2 separate regions of the Mus musculus genome follow, and region 2 is linked to region 1. A link is a loop called in an ENCODE intact Hi-C map of the cell type or tissue named here. Cell type or tissue: heart. All regions are shown on one strand. Each heading gives the region's core, and the rest is flanking DNA. Links, peaks and the distances in the headings are about the cores only. Region 1 has its middle 56 kb from the start of Rgl1. Region 2 holds the start of Rgl1 (ral guanine nucleotide dissociation stimulator,-like 1).

Region 1 (16,130 bases), core at 3,615-11,614:
CCACACCCCACACAGTTTGGGACCCAGGAGGTGATCATTGCATTTGCTATGAAAACCAATCAGTGGTTAAAATCCTATGCTTTGGAGTCAGACTGGCTTGGAATGGAATTCTGGCTATGCTATTGATTCTGGTGATGTCAAGTTAGAATCCATTATGAAGTGCCATAAGGCCAATTGTCATGGAGTCGTCCATGTGCTTAATGAGTGATGGCTGTTGTGTTGGGGTGGGGTAACAAGAGGAGGAAAGGGGGTGTTCTGGGTGTAAGAGACCACAGGCACCAAGGCATGGGAGGTCACAGTTTCAGAACAAGGCTCTTGGGCAGTGTATGGGCGTAGGGAAGTCGGAGTAGGGTGGAGTAAATATATGATCTAAAGGTTAGGGGTTGGTCGGTCGGTTGGTCAGTCGGATCATGGAGGACTGCACTGTGCCCTGTGGTGGCGCATTCCTACTGCAGGTTCCTAAACAGGGCAATGGTTTATAAGAGTTTCTGAGACAGCAACTCTAAGGCTGATGACGACAGTGATGACAACGATGACAATAGAGGATGGAAAGGAGGAACGCAGAGTTCAGTATTGTATCTGTTGCAGTCGTTCAGACAATGGAAGTGTAAGGACAGTGCTCAAATGCAGAGATGGCTCTCATCTGAGCTTCCTTTCAGAGAAGTCATCAATAGAATGTGGTGGTACATTGGCTAAGGGACTCCATGAACTGGAGCACTTGAAGGTAACTGAAAAGTTTAGTTTGGGCACCTGGGCGGTGGTGCTTCACAGATACAGGAAGGACAGGAAGGAGGAGTTTCTCTCCTGAGTTAGAACAGCGGTTGAGGAAGGCAGTGACTGACGAAGCATTTGAGTACTGTTCTTAGCATACATGTTCTGAGTCCTCTCCAATAGGTTTAACTGTTTGTATGTTAATAATGTACATGCAATCGTAGTCTAATATTCAAATGCACTATAAACCATATACAAAGTAGAAAAATCGGATGAAATGAGAAATCAAAACCAGGGCATAGTTTTGAATATCAGAAGGACAGATGTCACCCACGTTAGAGTCACAGGGTAGCGTTGCATGAAGAGAAGGGACCTGCTGGACTGCCTTCAGCCCAGGGGAAGCTTGTAGTTCCTTATATTCCTGAACATTTTTTTCCTCCTAATTTCTAATTTCTGCTAAGAACGGGCATATTTGTGAAACTTCCTTAGGATCCATGCTGCACTGCTCTAGAAAGTCATTGTAATTCAAACAAAGGAGTGTTAATGTCCTTGGCACAAACTTTGGCTGTGACATGAAGCACCTTTCCCCCTTAAAAATGTCAAGAGGAAGAGATAGGGCCTCTCTGCTGGGAGTTCCAACCAAGTAAAACCAGAAGAAAACCAGGAGACACTTACACATTCTGGCCAGCACAAACGAGTCCGTGACCTCTTCTCCTTAAGATAATATGAGTGTGTTTCATGACTCTGACAGCTCAGAGTGAAACACACGACTGCATTTAAAATCAATGTCTCTGCTAATGTACTTCTCCAGTTTATCCAAGGCTCTGCCTTTTTACTGCAATTTCCTTTGTGGTTATGTGAGGCCACTTGTGACAGCCTGATAAACACGGAGGGCCGCTGTTGCCAGATTTTAATTTAGAGAGTACAGAACATAATTTTGACTAATTGGTCCAGTAGGAACCGGAGTGGGAGCTAAACAACTCTGAGGGTCTGTGGCAAAGAAACAGGGAGACTTCATTAACTGTCCCCAGGCAGCCTCCTGATGGAGCGCCAGGGTGACTTAATCAATGCATTTATGTCTCAGATAAGACCTGAGGACTGATTGGACCAGATTTCATTAAACCTCGTGCTATCTGTGCTAGTATACACACAACATCCCGAGCCTGGGGTTTCCTCTTAAGGTCACAGAAGAAACCGGGAAAGTCTACCCCTTCTTTTGGTCCAGACTGTGAGGAGTAAGGGAGGGAGGGGCACAAGTTTGGATTGCCAACATCTGTTTAAGCTAAACTGTGTGAATGGAGGGCCAGTCTCTGTGAGACTAGCAGGGCAGGTCCCTCTGGTATCCAGAATCCCTGGCAAGCACAGCTGGAGCCGAGGCCTGGGGACTCACAGGCCCATCCCCCTCCTGAAGAGCAGGGGAAAGGAGTCAGTGAGTGGCTGCTGGAATGGCTGCCACATGTGGCTTGAGAGGCTTCAAGGGACTGGATTTACAGATCGTGTCCTGTAAGGAAAATCCGCAAGTGTGAGTAAGGAGTGAAAGGGCTGACTGAAAGGGGGTTTTTGCTTCTGTTTTCTGACTCCTTGTGGTGGCGCAGCTGTTTATCTTGTGTGGAAGGGTAGGGTCAGGAAGCTGACAGGAGCCAGGGATGGGAGGAACTGACCAAGTGAATCCCGAGGAATCTGAACACAGTGTGGTAGACTGCGGTGGTCCAGAGAGCAAGAGCACATTTTCCATAACCTTGGCCTTTCCCCTGCTACTGCATTAAAGAGTGTCAGGATTTTCCTTTAGGTGTTAAAGTTAGAGTCATGTTCTTTCCTGCTAACTTTTTATGTTAGTTTACCAGCACCGAGTTTCATTAGTTACACACACACACACACACACACACACACACACACACACACACACACACATTCACACACTCACTCATGCGCGCTCCTTATTGTGCTATCCTGCTTCATTTTTCTCTGCCCACCTCCCCTCCCTCCCTCCCTCCCTCCCTCCCTCCCTCCCTCCCTCCCTCCCTCCCTCCCTCCCTCCCTTGTCTGTGTCCTTCCTCCTCTGCTCTCAATTCCCCTAGTACTTTTGTGCCACGCCCATTTTTCAATCTAGGTTAAAGACATGAGAAAAAACACACAGTAGTTGTCTTTATGAGTATGGTCCATTTTGTTTAACATAACAATCTTGTGTTCTGTTTTTCTGAAAAAAAAAAGTCATGATTTCATTAATTCTTTTCTCTTTATGGCTAAGGAAAATTCCTCGTGTGTATGCACCGTAATTTCTTCACCAGCTGTCTCTTGATGGACATCTCGGCTAGTTCTGTGTCCTGGCGATTGTGACTGTGTAGCAGTAAATATGGATGTGCAAGTATCTTTATGATGTGCTGACTTAGGTCTGCAGATCTGTTCTCAGGAATGGTAGAGCTGGGTTCCTTAGGGACGTCCATACAGACTTCCACAGTGGCTCGTCCTCGTGCACACTCTGACTAGCCATAAGGGTCTCTTTGCTGCTTCCTCACCAACACCGGCTGTGGTTTTCTTGGTGTTAGCCATTCAGACCGAGTGAGGTGGACTCTCAAAAACAGTTTTATGTGCATTTCCCAGGTGACAAAGGAGGCTACATACTTTCCCAAGTGTTTCCTGTGTCTGAGAACCGTCTCAGTTCCACAGCCCATCTTCTGACTTTTTGGTGTTGAGTCGTTCCTGTTCTTTATGTATTCTAGATATTAACTCCCTGTCCTATGATTGTTGACAAAGCTTTTTGTTCCCCATGAAGCTGACTCTTCACTTGGCCATTTCCCTTCACAAAGCCCCAAATCAACATGACCACAATTCCGTGGCAAGTGAAGGTCATAGAAAGATGGTGTAAGAATAGAATTGTTCTGAGTCAGAGAGATCTATTTTCAAAATTGGACTCTTCTGTGTGACCTTGGAAAAATCACTCAGGTTCTCCAAGCTCCGGTTGCGATTTAGGAAGGACTTATTGCTTACTGCAGAGAGTGGTCTGTGTAGAACCTTCCAGCACCTCTCCTGGTATTTGGAAGTGCCTCCTCCTCATATGGATCTGACTGCTCATTGATCATGTTTAAGAGCTCTCACCACCCTACTTACTTTTTTTCCCTGCATTATTGCCCCTTATGTGAGGGCTGGTCAATTGCTAAGTCACGACTTCTCCTTCCTCCTGGGGGCAGCATGCTTCTGGATGTAGTTTTAGCATGGCCCTTAATGTTTACCGCCTTGAAGTTGGAAGTCAGATTGCTCTAGTGCTGTTCAGTCAGGAAGCATCAGGGTAGCTTAGCCTTGTATTCATAAAGTCGCTGTTAAGAACTTGGAATCCAGAATGTTCTTGTTTGGTTTTCCTGGAAATAGCAAGGTTAGTCTGTGGTGCTGAGAAAACTGAAAAGGAGTGGAAAGGCCTTTGTATTACCATGGTACAGCAAGTTCAGAACGAAGCATTTGTTTTGGTTCATGGCTTGATGGAAGATGACCCATCATGGCAGAGAAGGTGTGGTGGGAGCCTAAAGTGGCTTGTTATATCTTAGCTACTGTTGCAGGATTTTCCCTGTCCAATTACATTAGTGCAGAGGAGGTCTGTGATTGGGCAGGGAAAAGGAAGGCAGAGCTAAGAGTTGCAGCGACCGGGATCATTTCAGGGTAGGAGGAGAAGAAAGATTGTTGCAGATGTGAACTCACGTGTATTTACCAGCTACAAGAACTTGTGGTATTGTAAGGTTAGATTAATTGGGATAAAGCTTTTATCATTATCAATTGGCTCTGAAATTATTGTATTGGCATCTTGTAAATTGTGATATTATTGATACATAAATCTGATTGGTTAATTAAGCTTTAAGTGTCTTGATTTTACCAGGTTACTGGGTATTGTGATATGCAACCGCGAGGTTGGAGATTCCATTTAGTTACTGGAATGTGGGATCTCCGACTACATGGGTTTATGACTGAGGAAGAACTGGCAGCTCCCAGAACAAGCGAGCCAGATGCTCTGGAGAGAGTTGATGACAGCGGCAGCAGGAGTGAGGGAGCGTGTTTGGGCCCTGAGGAGAGCTGGTGGGAAATATTTTTTAATATTTCCTGAAACATATCAGTCTACAGTCAGGAAGCAGAGATGAACTGGGGAAGAAACTGCCTTCCTCTTTGATCCCCTTTTATTTAGTTTGAAACTGAAGCCTATTGGATGATGTCACGTGATATTCAAGGTGGGTCACCCTCTTCAGTTGAGCTGGTCTGCAATACTATCACTTACGGATACGTTTCCTTGGCAAATCAAAACCCGGTCAGGTTGGTAATGAAGATTAACCATCACAGTTCTGTAAAGGTCAAGGAGGAATGGATGACCTAAGGAAAGAGAAAAGAAGCTGCAGCCCAGCTGGGGTGAACCGGGACTGAGGGTGGAATGGTCCTTCCCTCCAGACAGATGCTGGAATGTATTTCATGAGGACTCTGGAACAAAAATCCCACATTCCAGTCATTTTTCATTTGCTGGTATAGAAATTGAGGTGATTCAGCTTGGTTATCAAATACTGTGATGCGTGTGGAAAATGGGCAGATAAAATGGTCCGACTAGACCATGGCAACATCTGTCCAAACTATAGCCCTTAGCGAAAACCTAATCCAGGATCAAACAGAAGTTCTGCCGACGTACACAAATCACTTAACACAGCTTTTAGAAGACTTTTAGTTGGCTGACTGGCTCTAGACTGAAGGATGATGAGAAATCCAGACATTCTGCTGGGAACGTGTACAGCTTTAAAGAAAGTGTTAAATTCCCACTCAGTACCTATTTAATATATCCCAGCAAGGTCTTTCTCATAGGCTGTGTTGAAAGCACTCCTGGTGTTCCTATATAAAGCAGTTTTCCAAACGGATTTTAACAATCTGATTAAAATGTGAAAACAAAATTTAGTTTTTGGTTCTTTCATTTAGGCTTAAAGGTGTTTTGTTGTTCAGTTCAAAACAATGTATTTTTTTCTTTAATGGATTGTAGAGATGAAAATTTTAAATTTCTCCCCCGAGTATGTACAGGAATACTAGAGGCATTCCCCACAGGACAGTGCGTCCGCACAAGAGGAGGAGAGAAAAGCATGCAGGAAGGAAAAGGAGTTGCAGCATTAATGTCTTTTTATGTGTGTGGCTGTCTTGCCTGTGTGTATGTCTGTGTGCTATGTGTGTGCCTGGTGTCACTGGAGGCCGAAACAGTGCATCAGTTCTCCCAGAATTAGAGTTACAGTTAGTTGTGAGCAACCACGTAGATGCTAGAAACCCAACCCAGGTCCTCTGGAAGAGCAATCAGTGTTTGTGACTACTGAGCCATCCCTCCACCCAGGTTGCAGTATTGTTAGTACAGTTCCAGAGTCCTCACTAACAGACAAATGAGAGTCTCATTAAAAGTAGGTTGCATTCTTTTCCAATATATATGGAGCACAATGCACATCATGATACTCACAGCATTTTCTGGTGAAAATGTCATGATATGACAAGTTCATAATCAAAAAAATTATAAAGAATTCTGTTAAGCGAGGGCATTGGTGAGGTGGCTCAGTGGCTAGAGTGCTTCCACACATACCTGATGACCTGAGCTTGATCCCTGGAACCCATGATGGAAGACTCCTAGAGAAACCTGCCTTCTGACTCCAAAGCCATAGTGTGGCATGATGAAGGGCAGCAAAGACAGCTACCGGGATGTGTGTGTGTGTGTGTGTGTGTGTGTGTGTGTGTGTATGGACATCAGAGGACTTCTTGCCAGAGTCGATTCTTTCCTTCTGCTATGCGTGTCCCAGGGATCAAGTTGGGGTCATCTGGCTTGGCAGCAAGTCTCTTCACCCACTGAGGCATCTTGCCAGCCTGGAGCTCAGAGTTTTGACATCTGCATGACACTCTTCTGTGAATAGCACATTGGCTCTGTGAGGGGAGCTGGAGTGGAGAGGTGAGGCTCTGGGTCAGACACTTCCCCTGTCGCTGAGGTGACACTTGTGAGGTATTAGTCCAGTGCCTGTGGGGTGGTCATATGGTCCATGTCACTGTCAGAGCTGTTGAGACCTCAGAAGAATGGCTCTCACTTCAACGTGGACAGGAAAAAGAAAGCCGACTGCTGGTGTGCCGCGTCTGCTCCCCAGAGGACTCTTGCCTTTTGCCTGTATTCAGCCAGTCAGAGCCAGAGTGTACAGAATTGTGAAACATTTGTGCCAGGGCCAGTCATGTGATTTATAGTTCTGTCTCATTTTAAACTCTCAAGCACACAATCCACAATAGCTGAGCTTTGGATAATACCCGGATATAACATATACAGCCCTAGAACTCCTCTTAGCTGTCCTAGAACACCGAAGGAGCCTTTGTGATCTCAGCCTCAGTTGCTTAGGTGTCCTCACCCCTCCCGATCCCCATGCCCGTCTCTGTGGTTGCCTTGCCAGAATGCCCCACTGAGTGGAGACCAAGATGGGAACCCAACTGTTTCTTGGGCTCAGCAGGAACTGCTGCACACAGAGCAGCCTTTCTCTGGGGAGGTTCACAAAGGCAGTACAAGATCAGTTTGCATATTTCTTTCCTTTTTTTATCAAGAAGTTCTGCCAAATACTATCAGTACTCAGAGAAAATATACAGTCTGAAGGCCAATGGGTCATCTGGCCCAGCAGCTAAGAGCACTTTTGTTCTTGCTGAGAACCAGTTGGTCTCCAGCACCCACATGGCAGGTCACAGTCAACTCCCTCTTCAACGCCCTCTCTGGTTCCCAGAGGAACTGCACATATGTGGTACATATTCAGGCAAAAATCCATACACATAAAATTAAAATAAATCTCTTAAAAAAATCAAGCTGAACCAAGTAGAACTCCTTCCCGATTTAATTTTTTCTACATTTAACTGGACACAGTTACTGCCAGAGTTGGTTCTGACTTCAGATTCTGTTGTGCAATCTTGCTCATTCTCCAGTGAGACCTTTATGTAATGAAAATTCCTTTGCAAATGGTTGTCCAGTGATTGACACTTATTCCAAAATTCCATGATGGCATCTGCTTAATCCTTTATTCTAGTGAAGGGCTTTTAATTAAAAACAAGTGTTTCCAAGGGGCACTGAGATTGAAGCAGTGTAAGAAGTTGGTGATGAGTTGGCAGTCTGACGGTGGAGGTCAGAATAAACTGTGGAAAGCGGGCAAGTTGAAAGCATTGTACAGAATGCAGGCAAACTGCCGCATGTAGGACAGAAGTGCAGTCGGCATTCCAGAGAAGAAGTGTGTGTGTTGCTCTGTTGCTGCCGAGCCTCCTGGTGAGTGGTCCTTATCTATCCATCATGCCGCATCAAACACAACCGACGTTTAACACTGCTATGCAATAATATATTCCCTGTTTATTTCTGCATAGTGAATGCACAATGTGTAAGTGATGAGTCAAACCCCAATATAAGTCCATAGTTATATTTAGCAATATAAGTCCTTCAACTGATATGGAATAATAATTCATATTAGTTTTGCTCCCACTTAAAGGCAGTGAGAACACTATTTCATAAGTCGGAGGTCTCTGCAGTCTCCATCAATTCACATTTAAGAGGAGAAAGCCGAGGCTAGGGAAGGTGAAGTCATTTGCCTCGAGTCAGGTCTCCTGACGACACAGCGCTGCTCTTGTACTAACTCTGAATCTGTGAGTCAAGCTGACGTCCAGGGGCTGCTCCTGACAGATGGGAGAGTTGGAGATGGTAGAAGATAAAGATAAACAAACCGGCTTATCTGGACAGGGCCTCAGCTCATTAGGAAGAAGGATGAGGAGGAAGGGGCAAGAGAGTGGAAATGGCAGAGTCAGACAGTCACGGGGAGAGAGTGGGGCAAGGCAATGCCAAACATATCTGCAGGACTCATTCCTAGCTGAATTTGAAAAATAAAAAGATCTCTTCATGCAGAGGCAAAGAGTTTAGGTATATAAGAGACACACAGAAAAAAAAACCCTCATGTATTATTAATGTTTGTAATAGACTTTGCAGGAGCAGAGGGAAGCCCGACTCTGACAGAGGAAGATGAGAACTTCCAGAGCATTCCAGAAGGCTCTGGAGATGGGGCTCTCTTTTTCCCGTCCAAAGCGTTTAGTGAAAAGAGGGAGGAGAAAAAAAAAAGATGATAATTGATGAGAGATGTGTTATGCCCTATTTATATCCCTAGGAAGAAAGTGAAATTCAATGAAGTGCAGGCTGATTTATCATGCAAAGGCTAGTATGGAGGTAGCAATACAAACAGACTTCTGAGGGCACTCAGGCCCATAGCTTACCCTAAAGCTGTGTTTCAAAAACTGCCTTTCTATGACAGTCACACGTAACTTTTATCAAATGATACGGACACTAATAATAGCAATTTTCTGTGTCCTTAAGCTGCCCCTCAAAATTTACGTTTCTAAGATTAACCACTGTCCATTGACTTTTGCACTTGGCAGTCATTTGGGATGAAGCCTTGAGCTCAGACCTTTATTATAACTGTGGGGAATGCGATCATCTCCAGTTTATAATTATTTTTGAAGGAAAAGAAATGATAGGCCATTAAGATTACATGTGTGAATAGTATATTTATAAGGATAGCATTAGGAAGTATTTGAGAAGAGTAAACAGGGGCTAGAGAGAAGGCTCAGTGGGTAAAAGGCTTGCAGAATGAGCTTAATGACCAGAGTTTGGATGTCCAGCACCCATGTAGATGCTCTGTGGTCATAATGGCCTGCTTGAATCCCAGCCTCAAAAGGTGGGGACAGAGGGAGCCTGGGCAGCCTGCCTAGATAGCCTTGCTGAGCTGTGGGGTTATGATGGGAGATCCCTATGTTAACATGTGAGGTGACACACAGCAGAGGAGACACCCCGTGTCACTCTCTGGCCTCTACATGCATGTGTGCGTGCACATGTGTGCACACAAACACACACTCAAAGTGCCCACATGCCATATGCCTGAACACCGCATACACATAAACAAATACAGATATTAAAAGTACAAATTTAAGTTATAAGAAATACCCCCTTTTTAAGGACATGCATGTTTCTCTCTAGCAATAATCATATTTTAAAAATAGTTGTTTCACCAGTTATAAACTACTATCAGTTTCTTCAATTGATGCAGAATCCTTGGATCTAACCTAACTAAAAAACCCTAATAAAAAACAAAACAAAACTAGCGGTGGTAGAGACGTAAGAATTGTAGGTGGCCTTGGAGACCCTGCTTTGCCTTGTGATGGGGCCATCCTCTGTCTGGGTCGTCTGGAGCGTCCGTCTCCCTTCTCCCTGCCTCTACACTTGGTTTCTTGTTTTAATTTTACTCCCCTGCTTCCTGCAGTGGAGACAGCAGGGAATTTTTCTCAAGAAATTTTAATTTTTAATATTTGAGGGAAGAAAAGTTGCGTCTGTGTTCTCTGATTACATATTTCCCTTTTTGGACATTCCACTTCTTTCCCCAGCCTGGTTCCAACTTAGGACTGGTCTGGCCATCCAGGAGTTTGATCAAGTGATGTTTGGGGTGTTGGGTAGGTTAGGATGTCAGCTTTTCAGAACTGATTTTCATAAGGTTTGTGATGACCTATACTCATCCGTAACCAGAAGAAAAGATTGCCATTGAACGTTACAGCGAGCCCGTCGCGTGTGCGGTGCTGTCGAGTGGCTCACGTCTGTGGGGTTTTGTTTGTACAGAGGCTGGGTTATAACCTTAAGAAAGGGGACACTTAAGTTGTGGCACAGGAGAGGAAGGAACACAGATGTCTCTCGTTCTCCTATTACAAAAATTGTAAAGCTACTGTATAAACATCTAGCTGAGGTTTTTTTTTTTTTTTTTTTTTTTTAAATTTGGTTTTTTCGAGACAGGGTTTCTCTGTGTAGCTCTGGCTGTCCTGGAACTCACTCTGTAGACCAGGCAGGCCTCGAACTCAGAAACCCGCCTGCCTCTGCCTCCCGAGTGCTGGGAGTAAAGGCGTGCACCAACACGCCCGGCTTTTTTTTTTTAAGAAGAAGCAGAGGAAAGAAACCATAAAGGAAAACATGTTTGAAAAATTAAAACGTATAAAATACTTTATGCTCAAAGAGGAATAGGCAACTCAGCCTATTCTTTGTATACTTTGAAGGTGGGCCAGCCAAGGATTTTGCTAAGGGAGGGGTCCTGTGTGACTAAGCAGGTCAGTCAGTCACGCCCGTGTAAAGCCTACAGGAGTCAAAACTGTAGACAGGGATGGAGAGGAAAAGGAATGATCTAGCTCTGGAGAAATCCCCTCCTCCACCTAGCTTGCTCTCACCTGTGGACTCAGGTGTGAGCCTTTCTCCAGGGGGCGCTGTTGTGTCAGAGGAGACCCTGGCACCAGCCTGGGTGGTATGAAAGGGCCCCACTTGAATAGTTCAGCAGGGGTGAGGGGGTGAAGAGATGGGCTTTCCGTGCTGACATGGGAGTAGAAGAGGGGATGGAGACAGTGCCTTAAATGACTTGGGGGAGGAGTAAGATGGGGAGGGGTCGCTTGGGAACCTCCCGCTTCCTACCAGTTACTTAGCTTCTCAGACTCTCATTTCTCACCAGAGTAGATAGTGGTAAACATCTTGTGAGGTTATTGTGTGGCTGAAGTGGAAGTACCCAGCATCATTTATGTTTCTAAGTGAGTAGATCTGATGAGGATGGGTGGGAAAGACTCCGGTGAGGAGGAGGGGAGAATCTTCAACTTCACAGGGCCTTGTAAGAGCTGGCTGCCTCTCTAAGATGCCCCTCAGCTGCCGGTGCTTTGGGGCTGTTGCCAGTGTAGAAATACATCTTTCCCCAAGACAGGACAAGTGGAGTTCAGCGCCAGCATTGAAAATGGGCCAGCCTGCACCCACACTGTGGAGCCGGGAGAGCAGCTGTGGGCAGACAGTAGAGTCCTCGCTGTGGGGTCGCTGGGCTGCAGAGTGCTTACAAATGTACAGTGCTTGCTCTGAGATCTTGTAATCTGTCTAGCTCACCCAGCGACATTTCCATGACATGTAGGGAATGCTGCTGAAGCCATCTCATGTGGTTTCCGCACTCTGTTTTGATTTATTATTTGTTGTTTACAGTATTATCTCCAGTAACAACTGTGGAATTTCCTTCCCACGAATCTGGTCCATTTCCATCTTGCCTGTTTATTTTCAATTTCCTTTTTCTTGGCTTGAAACCTCCCGATGGCCTCTGCCTTGTTTATTTCCTTGCCTGTGTCAACGTCCTTTGTCAGCATGTCCCCTCAGGAACTCTGTCCACTCTTACTGTGCAGGTTGCACTTGCCTGATTTTTATGCGAGTCTGTTATGTGCTCCATGTTTCTACTACTGTGTGATGGCCTGGGCTGGCACTGAGCTCATGGCCGCCCTCAGCAAGCAGTCTCAGGCTTGCTGTCTGTGGCTTCCAGATGGAGCACATGAGGCCCAAAGAGAAAACTCTCTCTGTAGAGACTTGTCTCAGTTTCTCTAGTGTCACCCTGTCCCACTCATTGACTTCATCTTCCACTTACTCTTATTGGCAGCTGGTCACATGAGCATAAGGCCTGTCTTTGCAGATAGGCTCAATTCCCTGAAGCCAGAGCCACAAAACTAATTAATGATCAATTTCGTTTTACAATATTAGCCACTTGGAATACATGCTGAATCTAGACTTGTTCCCTTGTTATGAGGAACTTAGCCCAGCAAGCCAATAAGGTTTAAGGAAGAGATAACTTGACCTTATTACTTGTTATGCGAATTAGCAAAACAATGCCTCTTTCTTACTTCCGGATTGTCATGAGTTACGGAATTATGGGATAATAATGTCTGTTGCAGTAAATCTCTAATCCAAATAAGCCCAGGCAATGAAAACACAACTCAGTTAATATGAATACATGTGCTGTGCGCCTAGATTGGGCAGATCTACCATGACACTATGGTCTTCCCCATATAAGAGACCCCTTAGAACTTACAGTTTCTCCGGGCCAGGTGCTTCTGCTCCTCTTTCCTTCCTCCTCCTCCTCCTCCTCTTCTGTGGTCCCCTCCTCTTTTTCTCCCAAAACCTTAAGCTCCACCTTCCCCTCTTTCTCTGCCCAATCACTAGCCTTTATTTTATAAATTAAGGTGGAAAGAAGGTTTACAGGAAATCACTCGAGTGCTGACTCATTCCTTGTTCGCAGCCCCTCACAGGAGAACAGAATTAACATCAAACATAATCAGCCCCAGGGCTGTCTGCAACAAATGTCAATAATGAATTGACATTCATTTAACATTCACTTATGCTTGCTCTGAATAGGACACGTCTGTAGTCGCAAGATGCTTACAGGGCTTGAAGGTAGAAATGGAGCTGAAAGCAACTAATATAATAAAGTCGTATGGCTGGTACAATCTACAGATCCATCCCATACATGGAGAGAGAGGGTCCCCATTAGTATGGTGTAGACTGGAGGGAACAGAGCGCTCTCTCTCTCTCTCTCTCTCTCTCTCTCACACACACACACACACACACAGAGAGAGAGAGAGAGAGAGAGAGAGAGAGGAGAAAGAGTGCCCTTGGGGGTCTGTATATGTTTTTCAAATGGCTGGAATAGTATGTCCTGTGTGGTAAGCAGTGTAAGAAAAGGGAGGTGAAAGGCACAAAGTGCCCCAGCTATTATGTGAAGGAATTTGGATTTGTTCTCCAAGAAAACTTTAAGTAAGCAGAATACCATGAACAGATAGGCTTTTTGTAAAAATCACCCTAAGAAGGGTGTATTTGTGGAACTTGAAGGAAAGCAAGATTCTAAGGGACAATGTGGTACCGAGGTGGGGTGGAGTGAGATTCTGATGAGAGCTGAAGGAGACCTTCTAGAATAATCTCCTAAAACATCTTGTTTGGCTCCAGCAATAACCCAGAGCCTACGAAGGCAACGTAGCTGATAGATAAACCCTAGTGGGAATCTCTCTCCTCTCCCTGCCCCTGCTTCCCCTGCAGCGACTCTTGTTGTCCTTACTTACTGATGTTGGGTCTGTCACCCAGGGCCTGCTGCATACTAGGTGTGTGCTTGGCAACACCCCCGGCCCTTCATTCTGTCGCCTTTCACAGGTTATATTGCACTATGCCACACTTTTAAAGCTTATTTACAACCTTTTTGCCCTGGAGCCATAGGCCTTGGAGATTTGAGAACAAAGTTACTGAATTATGTGTGTGCCTAGCACAGAGATCTGCATGTGCAGCTGCCCAGGGTGGGTTTGAGGAGTAAAACTCTTGATGCTTTTGCTAGTTTCTTCTAACCTGTGAATTACAGAATGTGAAGAGCGTGCACATGCACGTGCACATGCGCACGCGCACACATGCGTGCGCACACACACATTTCCTATGACATTTGTATCACAGAAGCTACAGAGCTGACTCAGCTATTGAAAGCCCATACTACTTTTGCAGAGGACCCAAGTTCTCTTCTCAGCACTGACATGGAGCATCTCAAAAACACCTGTAGCCCCAGCTCCAGGGTGTCTGATGCCCTCTTCTGGCCCCCAAGGGTACCTACACCCATGTGCACTTATCCCACCATATCCTTCCATGTAATTAAAAATAAAATCCATTAAAAATAGAGTTTGTGTCACTGTCCATTATCAAGATGTATTCCTTTTCTTTGGGAAGACTGCAATAAAATACCAGTAATAAATATTTGAATATAAAAAGTGGACATAAACCAGGCGTGGTGGCGCACGCCTTTAATCCCAGCATTCCAGAGGCAGAGGCAGGCAGATTTCTGAGTTCGAGGTCAGCCTGATCTACAAAGTGAGTCCAGGACAGCCAGGGCTATACAGAGAAACCCTGTCTCAAAAGAAAAAAAAGTGGACATAAGAGTAATGACTGTTATAATATTGTCTTCAGAGATTTCACTGTCCATACAGTAATTTGATTTCATATTTTTTCAAGTATGATTTTTTAAATTTTAATCTAGATTGTATTTTATTCTTCCAGCAGATTCGTAATGCCTCCTGCTTACCTCTTTCAAGATGGAGGGGACATCTGTGGGAGAGCCTACTCAAGTGGTGTCTAAAGTCAAACTTTCCACAAAAGGAGAAAACACAGGACACTGGCTGGTGGATGATCATGCTCGAATATGGGAAGTTTTGAAGACAGAGGAGGTAAGACAATGCTAAGCAACAGAGCTGGCACATTGATGGATTTGCTCATACCCAAGACGAGAAAAGTTTCTGCTGTAGCTGATACTCCATGCCAGTTTGAACATGTGTTCAGGGAAGTAGGCACAACTAAGGCTGGAGAACAATAAGCTAGAGATATGTCCCTTAGACATTATTGATGACACAAAGGAGCTAATAGTATTAGCAACTGAAGCATAAAGTAATGATCTGCTCTCAGATGCATGGAACCTGTCCTCTGGCTTAGATAACCCAGTGGTATAGATGAAGGCTTCTTCTTCCTGTCTTCTTTCCCAAGGTTGCTCTTCTGTGATTTTCTTCTTTCTCAAGGCTTTTACTGAAGTCTTAACAAATACTAGTGTTGTGTGTCTTTGTGTGTGTATGTGTGTGTGTGGTGCAGAAGATTGAAAGAGGGCAAAATCCATTCATTAGTGGAAGTGATTGATATATTATGGCTTTTATTTTATGATGTGTTTGTGATAAGCTCCTAAGTAATGATGAGGGCTGGAAGGAACACGTCCCTAAGGCACAATGGAATGCGAAGCTATTACAGGATTAGTTGTGCGGATGGAGGTGAGAACCTGAGCTTGGGGAAGGCTAGGCTATAAGGATGGATGGAAAGAGCATCTCGGGGAGAAGGCCAAAGCGTGCAACTTCAGGACAGCCGGTGTGGAATGGAAAGGTGATGGGGGAACTCTGAACATTGGTGGCAGGTGGTGGGAAGGGGAAGAGTATCTTCAGAGGGCTCACCCGGGAGCTGTCACTGCCTGAGAGAGCTGTCCAGGGCCTGGGCCACGTCTTGCAAGCTCAGGAGAATAAGTTCTCATATATCTAACCACAGGGTGCTCCTAAGAAATGCAGTGTCATAATGAAAATAATAACGGAAGGGCGCGACCTCGGAAGGCAATGCTTGGCTGAGTGTAGACATGCCTATGTGAGTCTTCCCACTTTAATGCTTGGCTGAGTGTAGACATGCCTATGTGAGTCTTCCCACTTTAATGCTTGGCTGAGTGTAGACATGCCTATGTGAGTCTTCCCACTTTAATGCTTGGCTGAGTGTAGACATGCCTATGTGAGTCTTCCCACTTTAATGCCTATTGATGCTTGGCTGAGTGTAGACATGCCTATGTGAGTCTTCCCACTTTAATGCCTATTGATGCTTGGCTGAGTATAGATATGCCTATGTGAGTCTTCCCACTTTAATGCCTGTTGATGCTTGGCTGAGTGTAGACATGCCTGTGTGAGTCTTCCCACTTTAATGCCTGTTGGGTGACTTTTTGGGTTATTTAATTTACAACTTGTCAATTATTTTTCTAAAGTGGTAATACCAATTT
Region 2 (16,130 bases), core at 5,523-13,522, 53 kb after region 1:
CAAAAGACTTGGAATTTTGACTATGGTCCAGCATTTATATTGTATGAGTTATTGATGTTTCTGTTTCTTTTCACATAAAATGGAGCTAATAATACTTTCACTTTGAAAGGGAGAGACAATCAAGGGGGTGTATGCAGCAGATATTATAAGTTACAAAGCAGCAGAAAGCACTAGAGGCCTCAATACTTATACCTGCAAGTAGGCATAAGTCCAGCCGGTTAAGTAGTTAGGACTGAATGCTAGGTACTTGTGACCTACTCAGGTGCTGCTAAATTTCAGCCACAGTACCCTAACACAGATGTGGGCAGTCTTCCCTGTGTACTAAGTAGTGCTCTTGGAATGCCCTTGGGGCACATCACAAAGTACTGTGATGGCTACGAGTGGCCTTCATGGTCTGTGTGGTCTGTGATGATCCTCCCTTTTCTACTTGGAATACTCTCATCTTCCATCCACTCCCTAAACCCCAGCACCCTGAAACTCTGCTGAACTATACACCTGCTTCAGTGTTCCTTAATCGGGTGTGTTCCTCTTTCTTCTGAAGGCTCACAGGGGTCAGTACTTAACTCTTTGTCCGCTTTCAAAAGAGATGCTAAGAGCTGGTCTTTTCCTCCCACTTTTGGTCAGGGATAGGCCTGACACCTGAGCATTTCCAGGGTGAGAACCAAGAGGCTTTTCCTTGAAGCCTGAGTTCTTGTCCCAGCTGGGTCCCACCTGAGACTGAGGGAACGTTTGTAAAGGAACACAGTACAGCGCTAGCACTGTGACCTGTAATGTGGGGTTAGGCTGGCTCCATACAAACTGCTTACAGTATTTATTCCCATGTTTGTCTCCGCTGTCAGGCTGAGTTCTCCTGAGAGGCAGAACTAGGTATGTAAGAGTTATATGGAATTACAAGGATTGACTCATCCAATCACAGATGCTGAGAAGTCACAGGATGTGCTGTCTGTCAAGGAGGGACGCATGAGGGAGGCAGTGCAATTCTTTCTGAGCGCAAAAGCCTGAGAATCAGGGAGAACAAGGGTTGTAGCTCCAGTTTGAGCTCAAGAGAAGGTATATGTGATGTCTCAGCTTAAGTGGTGAGACGGGGAAAACCCTCCTTTCTCTGCCCTGCTCAGACCCACAGTGGTCTAGGCGGTGCCCACCACAGAAGAGAGCGCTGGCTCCCGTTCTGTCCCATGCATCTGCTTGGCTCCTTCCCTCTTTTCATCAAGTGTGCTTCACCAAGACAGCTTTCACCTTAAAGATCACTTTCTCTGGAGAATTCTCTTTAAATGCTGTGTGTTGGGCCTGCGCCTGGCACCTGTAAGTCTTCTCTCAGCTTCTGTCATGCAGTAAGAGACTGCTCTGCTTGACTGTCCCCTCCTCCATTAGTACTGTGAGTGAGGCATCACAGCCGTGAGGCTCAGCTCAGTCTGAGATATCTAGCAAAGGGTTCAGCAAGGCTTTATTTCAAGTAATAATTAGGCAAAGCCCTTTAAAATCCAACTCAAGACCTAATCCAAGACCCTAATATCCCTCTCTTGGAGATGTGGTGATCTACTCTTGTCAAGTGGCTCCTAATCTCTATCGATTTTTGTTCTGTGTAATGGGTATATTGGCTAGAGTATAGGTCTGGCTGTCTTGACAAGTTGAACAACTAAAACCTCCTCCCTTTCTTTCTCAGAGACAGGCCGCAACTGGCTGGCGTGAGGAAAGGGTCACGGAGGCCTTTTCTGTCTCCTGCCCCAGTGGAGTGCTTTCCTTGACCCTTTCTAGAGAGGCTGACTATGTCCTGGAATTCTTGAACCCTGCACCCAAAGTCAATCACTCTTTTGGCCGCTTGGGGACCTATTCTAATCTTTCTGGGTCCTTTGGGTTTGCTTCAGTGTGGGGTGTGGATGTTTAGAGCCGAGCTGGAGAGCTTCCTAGTCCTTGCCTCCACCTTCTCCTGAGCTTCCTCCCATGAGAAGACCAGAAACTTTGGATTAGTGCCAAGATTGTCAACTGCTCCTTGATATAAAGTCATGAGCTAAAGTCAGGACCATGCTTTGTCCCGAGGTCCATAACACACCAGCCCAGTAGGTGGGCAGCCTGGCAGTGCTGTGTACCAAGGCCCACGACATACCAACCCAGCAGGTGGGCAGCCTGGCAAGATAGAGGTGAGAAATCCCTTTGGACAAAGCTAAATACTCATGTCACTTATTGGGGTAGCTCTTTGCCATTCTTCCCCTTCCTCCTCCTCCTCTATTTTTATATTACTGGGGATTGAACCCAGTCTTCCACATACAAGGCGAGCCACTCTTTCACACTGAGCCCAAGTGCCCCGGCCCCCTTTAACTTTTTATTTTGAGACAGGGCCTCACTCATTTGCCCAAGCTGGCCTTACAGTCATCTGTAACACATGTCGGCCTGAATTTATGATCCTCCTGACTCAGCCTCCCACATTGCTAGATTACAGGCCTGTATCTCCAGGCCTGGCTGAGGACCATCATCTCTTTACAGGTTGTTTCCATTGGGTATATGTTGAGGGTCTCTTCTATCAATTCTCCACTCCCCTAACACATACAAGCAGACAGACAGACAGACAGACAGACAGACAGACAGACAGACACCTACCCACCACCATCACTGTCACCCCTCCACCTAGAGAAGGAATTCAAAGGGAGAACCAGGTAGTTGGGAATGAGCTGTAGCAGCTGTAGGGGCAGCAGCTCTTCTGTCACCTAGAAGAAGCCAAGTGAGCCAAGGTAACGTCCCCTCTTGCCCTCCACCCCAAGCAGGGCAGGTTCCATCCTGTAGGCCAGCACTGCCTAGTTTTTTTGTAGATGTGACACAAGATAGGGTCATTTGGGAAGATGCGCCCTTAATTAAGAAAATGCCTGTAGGTAAGTCTGTGGGATAGATTTCCTTGATTAGCCCACCGTGAGCAGCGTCACCCCTGGCATGTAGTCCTGGGTTGTATAAGAAAGGTGCCTGAGAGAGCCCAAGCAGTGTTCCTCCATGGCCTCTTCAGCTCTGGCTTCCCTGGATGATGGACTGTAAGCTATAAGATGAAATAAATCCTTTTCCTCCACAAGTTGGGTTTGGGCCTGATGTTTATCACAGCAACAGAAAAGCAAACTGTTATAGGGTCTCACTTCAAGCTTTAAAAGAAGCAGGATCAGTATTAGCCACTGAGAACTGTAAATACACACCAAGGTTTTCTCGGCAATGCAATGTATGAAACATTTTCTGGCTTTTTTCCCCTTTGTTTTAAGAAAGTGGGGGTATTCTAATGGCTACACAACCGGCTTTCTAAAGTGTGAAACCCACTTCTCTTTGCATTTCTGTTTCCCCGAGAGAGAAGCTAGCACATTTGCGGCAATTTGGTTAACTTTTGTTAAGGTTTCTTTCCCATTATGTAGGCTTTTCTTTTCTTTCCACCTTCTCAGACGTTGTTCTTGAAGCCAGGAACTTTCCATTCTTGGTTTCATCCAGAAGACAAATATTTCTGGGAAAACACAGTGTCTAAGCCATTCAGCAATTCTGCTGTTATGTAACTGACCACACTAAGGCTTTGAATTAACTTTGGTTACATTTTATTGAAGAGTGTCATAAAATAACTGCGATAATTTTTTCAAAAACATTTGCAGGTTTTCAAAATAGAGCTTGCTTAAAAAATCTGTGCAGCATCTAGCAACAATGGCCGAGGGCAAAGTTAGTTTGAAATAATGACAAGTCCATTGTCTGTCTTCCAGCACTGGCTTGGGTTTGAGGATCTGTGAGTGCAGGGAGCCTTCTTCCCATTACTACCGCCCACTCTGGCTTCCTCCTGTCTTGCTCTCTTCTCTGGTCCTTTGTGTTTCGCTTTTGTTTGTTTGTTTTTGTTTTTGTTTCTTGTGAGACACATTATGAGATAGGTTGCATGCTCCACCTCCAACCCTCACCCCTGCTCTCTGCCACCCGTGTGAACTCCCCTGCATATGGGCTGACACATCGTTAGCTCTCCCTCTCTTCAGTCATCCCTCTGTCACTATCTCTAGTGTCTTTCTCCTAAGGACTGAGCCAATGTTTTCCCAAAGCCGAATCTCTTCTTAGTGTATCTTTATTTATGTGTCCTGCTTTCTCAGAGTTCCAGTCCTAAAGCTTTACCTTTAATTTGTTTATTTGCTTCCTCTCTCCTTTCCTTTTCTTTCTCTCTCTCTCTCTCTCTCTCTCTCTCTCTCTCTCTCTCTCTCTTTCTTTCTTTCTTTCTTTCTTTCTTTCTTTCTAAATATTTATTTACTTTATGTACATGAGTACATTGTAGCTGTCTTCAGATATTCCAGAAGAGGGCAGTAGATTCCATTACAGAAGGTTGTGAGCTACCATGTGGTTGCTGGGAATTGAACTCAGGACCTCTAGCAGAGCAGTCAGTGCTCTTAAACGCTGAGCCATCTCTCCAGTCCCCCCACCCTCATTTTCTTGTCCCATGCCACCTGTCATCAGTTGCAGAATGTATTCCTCTCATATCCTCGGATTCATTTCTTCCTTTCTGAGCCCTCCTTGTGTCCCTCTGAGAGCAGCTGCTAATTTAGAAGAGCGTTCTTCCACAGCCTTCTCTTGGTCCTTTCTCTCCTCACAAGCTAGTTTACGAACCAGCATTAGAATCATCTGGTTGCTGTGCTCTTTTGTCATTTCAGATTATCTTTTTTATGTTTTTATTATTTTTTTACACAACATATTTTGATTGTTTTTTTTCCTCGTACAGATTCTTCCTACATTCCTATCCACCCAACTTAATCTCTCTCTCTCTCTCTCAAAAAAGAAAAACAAAAAAACCAACACAAACAAACAAAAAGCAAAACAGACAAGCAGACTTAGAGGGACAGGCACACTGACCTGCATTGCGTTGGCACATGCTGACACTGTTGGAGAATCCAATTCTGTCCCCTAGCAGTTCTCAATTGCAAACTGTTTTCCTGGACCACAGGTTCAAATCTCACCTCTTTCTGTTTCCTTTGAACCACATGGTCCCCCCTGCACCCATTTGTTTCTTCCAAGCCATGTGACAACAGCCTTTGTAAGAAAAACTGTATTACCTGAAGAGTTTAAGGAATACCTTTAGTTAGTCTTTGACAATTTCATACATGCATCTTAATGATATCCACCCTGCCTCTCCCTTCCCATTTCCCTCCTCGAAGACTTAAAACTTTTTAAATATATAATTTAAAATCATGCACACACATGTGTGCCTATGTGCATTTTAAGCTTAGGTGTCATGGAAGCTATGGATTCCGGCATCTGGAGTCACAGCTGCCCACTGGTCCTCTGTAAAAGCAGTGGGTGCTGCTATTGCTCAGTCATCTCTCCATCCCCTGACAGGCTTCTCAAGAGTCATCTCTGCCTGACAGAGTGTCATCCTCTCTGTGTCCCCTTGCCCTGCTTGCTCCTATCTGTTAATTTTACTTGCTGATTTCTGGCATTCGAAACTCCTTTTCACCCACTTCCTCTGTACTTTTCCTTTCTTGTTAAAGTATAACAAATACCTTTATCTTAGTGACAATAGCTAATATTAGTCATTCAACCATATTTACCAGTCACTTATTGAATTTACAACATGGCCCCCTCATCTACCTGCCACGTCATCTCTCTCTTTAGTTACTTCTGGCATCTGTAATGCTAATAACCATAGCAGGTCTCTGTTTGTTCAGCACTGAAGTGGAAACTTAAGGATTCTTTAGAAGGTCAGTTGTGTTAGATGGTGTTAGTTGGCACAAACACATGAAGGAACATTTCACTGAAGCAGACGCAGGTGAAAGGATGTTCTTCTAAAGCAAGCACGTGAAAGGACAAGTGATGAAGGATTCTTTGCTAACAACACGCATGTATTGGTCTTCCTTACATTGTGTAGTTGAGCTCCATTTGTCAGGACTCCATAGAAAGAAATGCACCAAAAAACTTCTGGTGGTGTGCTGCAGTTTCTTGCTGCTTCCTCAGACTCTGGCTGATTGGCAGAGTGATGTCAGCTGACACAGATGCACCTGCTGAGGCAGGACCCGTGCTGAGACACGACCTGTGGAGGACATGTGATGTTTGGAGGATATAAATTGGAGTCTACAAACAGTGATGGAGACTGAGCTTGGCTTGCATATAGATCTAGGTGTACAACGCTTGTTTGTCTTGAGTCTTTACTGATCTTCTATTTGCTGAGACACAGCCAAGAACTTCTCCTGGTCTTTCCTGCTGACTTGTGCCTTTGCTATGGCCTGGCTATCTTGTGAGGTCATGCCACCACTGCTGATTCATATTTGCTACCCCCACTCTACTGAGCTCGACTGCTGGTGTATCCATGAGTAGATAGAGCTGCCGCTGCTAACCTGCAAACTGAACTGCTGATTTCCAGACAACTCAGACTAATGTTGCTCCAAAGAACCTTTCTAAACAGGTTCACTTCCCCCATATCCTTTCTTCCCCACTACCTCTGGTGGGTGGTGGGCTAAAAGAGAGGTGAAAATGTTTAAAACCATCATTAAAAGTAAGCCTTAAAAAAAATTAAAGTTACATACCATCCCTGCCTTTGTAGCTTACAGTCTAGTAAAAGAGGTTAGAGCTGTCAGTACATGTGTTTAGCTGTGATCGATTTATAAGGAAATAGGAATATGGTACTGTGTCCACAAATGAATAATATGGGTATTTAACTAGAGCAAGAAGAAGAGGCTGAGATGTCCCACATAAGGGAAATGCCGTCCTGCTCTTTGGCAGGAGAGGTTGGATATGCCATGACTTTGTCAAAAACATGGAATTCGATAGCACAGTGAGATGAGGAGAGGGAGGGTATAGCCACAGCCAGGCTATATGGGATACAGGAAGGATTTAGGCTTTTATCCTTGGCAATAGGGAACCACTGGAGGGGGTAAAGGACAGGGGGAGATGGCAGTGTTATTTGGAAAGATCACTCTGTCTAGGGAGAGAATGATTGGAATAGGCAGGAACATTGAGCTCAGCCTTTTTCTGGGGTTGTAGCAACTCAGTAAATGCTGCTCACTGATTGGACGGCGTGACACTTAGGGCTCTTGCTGTGATCTTTGTATCACAAAATTCTGTTTTCAAGCTATAGAATCTTGAGCTACTTAAAAGAGAAACCTGACTTTTTAGCATCATTACTTTCCTATAGTCTTTGCAATTCTTTAACCTAACACACGCAGCCCCTACTGCTGATAGTACTGAGTAGTAACCATGGTGTTGGGGACTGTGCTGAATGACGTCTTGACGTCTTGACTATCATGATTAACTCCTACTTCAGGCCAATGACAGAAGTGTTTATATTCCTAACTTCTCAGTAGGATTAAGCTGGGTCTTGCCTCAGAGTGAAGTGGTCAGGCTAGACCTCAGCTCTAGATGTTTCTGACTGAAGAGCCATGTCTCTTTGCCACTTCAGTCTCTTTACTTGAGGCTCACTACTAGTTCAATGCCATGCTTATGACTTTAGCTTTGGGGGGAAAAGGTGATCCGGCTAATTGGCCAATAATGCTCCAGACTCTTGGCCAAAGCCTTCACCTGAAGCATAGGTCACCTACTCACCTTGCCCTCTGACTCTTTCACTGTGTGTCACCCAGAACCTGGCGACATGTCTCAGCCGATCTTTTCATCTCTGTGGACACATTGCCAGCTGTGTGTCCTTTTTTTTTCTTTTACAGAAATCTATAATTAGATGAGGCATTAATTATGTTAGCCCCAGGCACAAATAGTATTCCACAAGCTATCTTCCTCTGTAAGTGAGCATCACCAACAATTAAGAGTGACCACCAACAAATGATTAAAATATTAGTTGAAAAATATCTTCTGATATGGCTGTAGGAGCCCTTTGTCTCGGGCCTGGCAGTGGTTGAATGGTATTTGCTTGTATTTCTTCTGGCTTTACTTTCCATCCCTCAGGGCAGCCTTTTCTTTAGTTGCAATAGGACTGTATAAAATGCTCATAATTTGCTTACATGAATAGAATAATCTAATAGCAGAACATTGAGAATATGAATTGATGCCTTATAGTGTTTCTGTGATAATTAATAAGGTCAGTTTGGGCTCAGAAAATGACAGCAATTGTCTATTGCTTAAGAAGGTTTTAAAGGACCATTCATCTTTAACCAAGCGTGACTGGCTCCGTATCCCTTGCAAAGCAAAGTTGAAAGTTCAAGCAAAAGGTAGGCGAATGCAGCACCCCCAGGGTTTTAAAAAAAATTTTTTTTTATTTTATTTCAGAGTTGGTGATTGAACCCAGGGCCTTGTACATGCTAAACACACACTTTATCAATGAGTTGCACCCCCAGGCCAATCCCAGTTTTCACAGCTGGAAACAACCCGAACAGAATGGCCAGCTGACACGGGGAGACTGAGCGTGGGAAGCTAATTGCTAAGCAACATTGCCCCCAAACCTGAAGACCAGGGAGGAGCATTCATGGGCTGTCCATAGGATGGAGTAGCTGCAGCCACACTTAGATATTGCTGGAGCTAAAAGTTAAGTATCTGTTTTATTTGCTTATATCTCCCTTCCAAGTGATTGTTAAGGACCTAGAGGTAGCTGAAGGTTTAGTTATGAATAAAATTATTGCAAATGCCTCTTACCAGTTTCATTTAAAATCTATTAGCAGTGAATAGGAAAGGCTGCCCTTAGGTAGTAGTTGTGGGTGGGTGGAGACAGTTGCTACTTGGCCACTGTAAGGCAAGGTGTAACACACACCTTCCCACAGTTATTGCTGCTACTCCTCTCTTAGAACTGCTTTCCTCTAAACTTTTGACTGGGCATAGGCCAGAGTAGTCTAGCCTTGAGTTTGGGGATGACAGAGCTAAGGTCTCGCTAATTTTAGTCATCTCACATGGCATTGTCATCTTTAAGGCAAGGTTTTTAAGTGACTTCATTAAGGTATGAGTGACATGTGGCGTGCTGTATATATTTAGTGTTTTTTATATTTGATGAGCTTGGAGATCAGTTCATAGTCATGAAACCATCATTACCATCAAGGCCAGGGACAGATGCATTTTCTTCCATGTTTCTTCCTGCCCCATTGTTACTGTTGCTATGATACTAACATAGGGTCTGCACTCAGGCAACAGTAGCTTAGGTCCAGTGCAAAATTATTTCCTATAACTGAACCTCACATTCTGTGACCACTATCTTCTACTCCCAGCCCTGCCAGGCACACCCCTCTATTCTGCTTCTGTGTGTTTGGTGACTTCATGGACGGGAGCTCTCAGGTTGCCTTTCTGAGCTTGGCCTATCTCCCTTAGCATAGCATCTTCCAGTTCCACCCATGTAGTCTCTTTAAAAGGACTGCTGTCTTTTTAAAAGCTGGAGAATCTCCACTGCATCACATTTACTTTTATCTGTTCATCCGTTGATTGGCGTCCAGATCGTCTCGGTAGCATGGCCATTATGAACAGTGTTGCAATAAACATGGGAGTGTAAAGCGTTTCTTAGAGATCTGGAAATACATTCTTTTATAAATGCCACAATTGGCATGCTGCATTTTATGTATTTTTAACTTGAGAAACATCTATACTTTCTTCATAGTGGGCACTGCTTACGTTCCCAGCAACAGTATACAGTATGCATCTTCATTAACACGTGAACCTCAACACTTCCTTCCCCACCCCCTTCCATCTTTCCTTTAAAAATTTATTTCTAGTTAGTGTACAAAACAGTATAGCATTTTCGTAATACTCCTCATTGTCCTGCTTTTCCCTTTTGGTGAATGACACAAGATATGTGTTCATCTACTTGTGGGTGTTTTTATAAAATTTTTCTAAAATGTCTACTCAGGCCTGTTGGCCATTTGAATTGGATTATAGCTATTCTTTTGCTATTGAGTTATAGGACTCTTTTTTCTATTGCGGATATTAATTCTTTATTGGTCATGTGTTTTTGCAAATTTTTTTTTCTCCCATTCTGTAGGTTGCCTTTTCTGCCTGGCTGAATTCCTCTGCTGGGCAGAAGCTGTTTGCCTTGATGTCGTTCCTCTTGTCATCCTCTGTTCAGAGCTTCTGATGGTTGGTAGTTTGGGTTAACATGGACTTAACATATGGGTTAACATATTAAGTCTTCAAGATTACAAATAGGTATTTATTTAATTGTTTATATCAACAGAAGATCAATTAGAACTAATGGACAAGTACATTAAAATAACAGAACACAGAACCAAAGTTCAAACATTAATTGTGAATCCCTAGTACTGGGGCGGAAATGACTGGTTAGGTAGCCCAGTGGACATAGTATTTGCCAAGGTTGGAACCTTAGAACCCGTGTAAATGCTGCATGTGGCAGGGTGGCCTGTAACTCCAGGGCTGTGAGCAGGCATCGAATGATCCTGGGAGCTCATTGTTCAACCAGTCTGCCCAAACTGAGTTTCAGTGAAAGACCCTTTCCCAGAGAGTTTGAAAAGCAATTATGGAAAGGCACCCAGATATCAACCTCTGGCTTTCGCACGAGCCAGCTCACGTGACCGTGCCTTTCCTGTGACCTGTGCACATTCACACACCTGTCACACCACAACCTAAAATTAAAATTAGGAAAGCCAATCATAATAGCACCAAGTAGAATCAGATACTTGGAAACGAACTTATTGAAAAAAAACAGAGTCAGACACCAAAGCTTCAGAAATGTTTTTTGGTGGTCTGAGTCTAGGGTAAGGTGTTTACTAGCTGAGTCAATTCACACTGATGGATAAATGGGTTATAGGCGTATGCTCCTCACGCTGTAGCTAGTACTTTAATCCAAAAACCCTAGCAAAAGGGTAATATTGATTACATTGCCTATAAGTGAAAAAATTTTTTCAGCCACAGCTTTACTTTTTTTCTTCCTGGATTAAAAGTGCTAAAGAAAAGAGGTTCACAGTTGAGTGTTCCTCTGCTCGGCTCCAGGGAGCACACTAAAGGAACAGCACAGACACTTCACTGCTAGACTTCCCCATCAGTCCCAGAGTCCCGAGCAGGCTCCAGCCCATCTTTATCCTTTTCTGTCCCCTGCAGCAGTGCACAGCATCCTGTGTTTGGGGCCTATCGCTCATTTTAAGTGAAATAGTTTAAAATAAGTGGAAAAAGCCCTTGTTGACTTCAACATTTGATAGTTCTAGATCATATAAGTCCAGCTATTTGGTTTTCATCTTTTTCTTTCCTTCGTAAAAGGATTGTGACAAAATCACACCTTCCCAGGAACAAACACAAATAATCATTCTTGGCATGTCTCTCTGGAGCTTGAATATAATTTGGAAGACATCATTTCAGATTTCTGTACATTGCAGACATGACAGCCTTTCATGGAGTTCCGGCCTACAGCTCCTAAGGGGGAAGGGCAGTAGGGAGAAAATGGAGCCTTCTGGACAGCTCTCCGTGCACTAGGTGACTTGCACATTTCTTTATTTAACCCTTTCTGAAATTCTGTGAGGTTTGTCCTACTTTGTAGCCAAGGAAGCAAATCGGAGGGAAGCCATGGAAATGTACTCTGACTTCCACTCTTAAGGCTGGGCTTGAAGGCTGGGCTTGAACTGGGTTCTGTTGTCATTCCCTTTACAGCCAGAACCCAAGTCAATAGGATGAGAAGAAGGGAGAGCTACAGCCTGAGAGGCTTGTGAGGCCCAAGCCACCTTTCCCAGGAATTTCTGGAGAAGAAACTGCTTTTGTGAAGAAGTTTTTCAACAGTCTTAAAACTTGCAGCACAGATTAGGTTACAGCGGTGGTGAAATTAACTGAAGTGTTGCTCATCTGTCCTGGGCTGCCTCTTGAGGTCTTCAGAATCACCAAGGAGACTCATCTAGGTGTGACCTGGGGCCCTGAGGCAGATAAGAAGCCTGAGGTAGGGCCGCCACATGTTTTCCCTCTGGCTCCTGGGACACTCTGTTCTGAGTACTGAGCACAGCAGAAGGAATGTGTGTGTGTGTGTGTGTGTGTGTGTGTGTGTGTGTGTGTGTGTATGTGTGTTTAATATTTAAATTATAGAAACATCCACTTTGGTTGTAAAAGATCATTCTCTCTACAGTCTTGAACTCCTGAAGCATGGGTCTTTATGAGGAGCGTTTGACTGACTTGAAGACATCCTTCAGTGTGCAGAGATCCTTTGCTTGCTTGGTGTAGCCTCTGTCATTTCTGATGCCCTTCTGGAGACATCAGTGCACTGATTGCCTAACTTTTCAGCTCATGGTATATTCAGTACTAACCAAAGCTCAGCACAGCAATCTGGAGGAGGTCCTTTTCAGTTTGACATGTGTAAAACATGACATTTTTGTAATTGGTGTGGAGTTCTGACAGGTACAGTTTGGCTACCTGACTATGGGCTATCTCTTGCTGTTGATTTATTGAAACTAGATCTTTTAAAGTGTAATGTATTGTCCCCCACAGACTATTGTGTTAAGATAAAATTCTTTTCAGCATTGTCCTTTGAAAGGCTTTCCCTACAGTGATTATCCCTCTGTGTCCCCACAGTGCACACCCCCCATGGCTACTCACAGAGGCTCCAGAAACCCCTAGGACCACTTATGGCCTCTGTCACAAACTGTCAGATCCTGCAAAACTCTCTGCTCTCACCAGCAGTAGCCAGTAAGCCTTATCAGACTGGGTGGTGGAGTTGATGCATGCCTGTAATCTCAGCACTCAAGAGACAGAGGCAGGAGGATTGCCAGAAAAGTTCTAAGTGTTCAAGGCTAGCCAGGACCACCTTTTGTTTAAAAAAAAGAAAAAAAAAGCAAGAAAGCCACAAACAAGAGTGGGCAGTAGGAACAAGTCCAGGCAGTTGCAGGTGCGGGGCAGGGTAGAGCCGCTGGGCACGGTTTTTAGATACCCAGATAGCTTTTGACTTTATCCTAATGAAAATCTTCCCCCCAAATCGAGGGGACTCTGATTTAATTGCTGTAAATTCCAAATAGCAAGCAGATCACACAAGAATCCCTAATCCCTAACAGTTTCCTTCAGTAAAGCAGACGGAGGCTGCGCACATGTCCCATGGCACACATGGTTCTATTTTGTCACCTGGTGGCCACCAGGAAACCCCGATGAAGCGGTCTACTTGAAAGCATCGTTTCCCCACCACTCTGAGCTGGAGAAACGATTGCTTGCTCCCTTGATCCGCGGGGCTTCCGAAAGGGAGAGTGCGCTCACAAGCACAAACAGGAAAGCCTGACATCACGGAGCGGCGGGGAGGAGTCTGCTGCCGCGGGCTCCCGGGCTGCCTGCTCGCTGGCCGGCGCTCCTTTGTGGCCCGGTCGCGCGCGGCGGCGGCGGCGGCAGTCGGGCAGCAAGGCGCGTGGGAAGCGCGGGGACCCGGAGCCGGGCCAGAGAGACGCCCCGACCGCCTCGGAGCAGGGCGCACCATGCAGCGTCCGTGTGCCGGAAAGAAAACTGAGAATGAAATTACTTTGGCAAGCTAAAATGGTAACGCCAGCTCCCCGCCTTCCCCTGACGCTTCTCTGCTGGGGGACTCGTCCCATCTCCCGCTTTCTCGGGCCGGGTTGTTGGAGCACTGTCTAACTGATCAGAGCCACCCGGACCCCACTCTCTAAGAGGAGCTTTCTCATTCTGCTTTGTGTCCTTCCCCTCTCTGTGCCTCTTCTCCCTAGAAACGATGCCTGTGTTCTCAGGCATCGCCTGCGGGGTGTCTGGGACAGGCAGATGCGTGTCAGGAGAGCAGAACTTGGAAAGGACAGAACTCAGTCTGGGGGAGCGGCGCCGCGCTCTGCTTCCCAGCGGCAGCCCTTTAACACAGATCCGAGGTTTAGCTGGCGACATGGCTATCCAGGGGGTCGCTGTGTAAATTTCAGTGGAAGCTGCATGAAGATGTTTTGCTTTCTCGGCACTTGCCAGAGGGGCTTTTCTTTTCTTTTCTTTTCTTTTCTTTTCTTTTCTTTTCTTTTCCTTTTTTCTTTCTGGAAATAAAAACTTTCCATACCCCACATAACTTTTTTTTGGGTTTCAAAATAGTAAGAGGAGAAAAAGAGGTACAACTTCACTTCCCAAAGAGGGCTCTTGGTATTAAAACACTTGTTTGAGGGAGTTTAACATCGACATTGCTCAAATGTTTGTGTACTTTGAGAAGTATAAACTCTTGTTTTTGCAAATGAGTTATTTTTTCCTTTCACTTAAGTGGACAGAGTTGATCAGGACTAAACCACAGTTTCCTTAAGAAGGAAAAAAAAAAACTTGAAAAGATGATTTAAGATACGTGGCTAGGTTAGGAAAAGTAACTGACCAGAGAAGGGAGAAGTCGGAGGCTCCTGATACCGCAGGAAAAGGCTGCCAGCCAAGAAAATCTCAGCCTTGCCTATTGCAGGGTGTCCTGTGTTGCTCTGTTTGGAGGATTTACTCAAAGGCTTGGAGAGCCTTTGTAAGCAGGGAAGCAGCTGGGATAGATTGTGGTTAGCCAAGGGGGAAGAAAACAACAACACACACTACGACCCTCTTTTTCTTTCTTTTTATCCTGTCCCTGGCAGAGCTCGATTCAGGACTGGGGTGAAGAGGTAGAGGAAGGAGCTGTTTACCATGTCACCCTCAAAAGAGTCCAGATTCAACAGGCGGCCAATAAAGGAGCGAGATGGCTAGGGGTGAGTAGCGCTTCCGAGATCTTGAACTTTGGAACAGTGTCTTTGCTCTTCTGTGAATATCATTATTATTTAGCCAAGGTAGCCCCCCCCATCCCCTTTTTCTCCCCCTTAGTCTTAAAAAGGAAACTGCTGATGGCCAAGTGTTTGCTCTAGCTGGACAGGTCTGTTTTAGGACTTGTGTTTTCCTAAGCATCTTCCCTAAGTCTGTCAATAATTCAGAACCTTCCGGAAACATCTTGAGGTATTTGGCAAACAGGCTGGGGGTGTTGTGGCAGAAGAGGACAGACACACAGAGACCTGGTCAGAGAGCACTACTAGCTTCTACATGTGTCATAAACCGCTGTGCCCAGAAGATAACCTTTTCTCTCTCTCCTCCTTACACAGTGATGCCAACAGCCCAGTCCCCACTCCCAGAAGTTCAGAGGCCATTCAGACCCGCTTCCTTTGAGGGGCGGCAAGGTTTCCCATTGTGACCTCCTTTCTGTAGAATGGGAGTAGACTGATATATACTTAGTCTTGGGGCTTTGCCTGTAGAGTATGGAGTCGGTGGCAGACACTCGGAAAAAATCTGCTTTCCATAAACTATTGGGGAAGGTCATGTGAGTTCTTAATTCGACCAATGAATCTTTCAACACATCCCAAATGAAGGGACTATGCAAGGCAGAGAGCCTGGCGGTGGGATCAGGAACATGTGGGAGAGTGGAGAGAGAGTAGTTACAGATGACACAGGGAGGAACATAGCGGTGTCTGAAGAGAGGCAGGACTTGTGGGTAATGGTCTTCAAAGCACTGAGGAGTGTGTGCTTGCATCGCAGCCTACTAACCTTAGTTTCAGAGCACACAGGGTTTGGAGCAGTGTTCCCAGATGAGTGCGGAGTGCACGGGGCTTCCTGGGAGGAGCGGAGGCAATATGACTTGTAAGACTCATAGTCAAAGGCAGGAAGCCAGGAGCCCTATCTTCCTTAGCCGTGGCTGCTGACATTGGATCTCCCCCAACCCCCGCATTGACCTTCTCAACCTGCCTTAAGTCAGGATTTTCCTGCCACTATGCTTGGATCAGGACACTGTTGACCGGGATGGTAAGTTGCTAGTGACATTGAAGATGTAGTCTGCAAAGTTAGGCACTTTCTCAGTGAACACTAGAGGTCTTTACTTACTGAGCAAGCACCTTACTCAGAACATGATCCTAACATTAACTGTGTTTAGACTGCTGACCAACCACTCTGTTGCTTTTGGGGGCTTTATGTATATATACAGTATTTCAATGTGATGTTGCTATGGTTTTGACCTGTGTGGCTATTTGTAAATGATTAATAAGCTCTAAACCAGTTGCCTTCAAATAGACTTTGCATTTATTGGTGTTGGGTAGCCCTGGCTGTCCTGGAACTAGCTCTGTGGACCAGGCTGGCTTCAAACTCAGAGATTCACCTCCCTCTGCCTTCTGAGTGCTGCAATTAAAGGCATGCACCACTGTGACAGGCTTTTCTACTCTTTCTAACGATGTAAAATGCTGCATGGGTGGCAGTGTTAATATTTAGCCAGATATGGTAGCAATGACTGTAGTGTGAGCAATAGAGGGGACCCTACCCCCAATAAACCGTCCTTCCTTTAG

The links. A loop is a pair of places that touch in the nucleus more often than their neighbours do. Peaks named below come from ENCODE experiments on the same cell type or tissue, not always from the same donor. Only the 100,000 strongest peaks of a DNase experiment are listed, where the experiment ranks them.
Region 2: it touches region 1 in a loop (4-fold over the local background); 8 of 42 quality-filtered maps call a loop at or near these places.

The regions. Positions count from the first base shown.
Region 1 is chr1:152,673,511-152,689,640 of GRCm38, reverse strand. It overlaps a transcript of Rgl1 not described here. Among named protein-coding and RNA genes, the nearest start is that of Rgl1, 56 kb to the right of the region's middle. In heart, for the core only: CTCF peaks have their summits at 3,900 (motif pointing right), 7,456 and 10,972 (motif pointing right); DNase peaks (open chromatin) are centred at 6,670 and 11,510; H3K27ac peaks cover 4,458 bases.
Region 2 is chr1:152,622,207-152,638,336 of GRCm38, reverse strand. It overlaps Rgl1 (ral guanine nucleotide dissociation stimulator,-like 1), which reads left to right and starts at 13,120. Exons shown (of 18, transcript NM_016846.4): 1 at 13,120-13,353; 2 at 14,409-14,519. The coding sequence starts at 13,327. In heart, for the core only: a CTCF peak has its summit at 13,055; a DNase peak (open chromatin) is centred at 13,136; H3K4me3 peaks cover 1,026 bases; H3K27ac peaks cover 1,940 bases.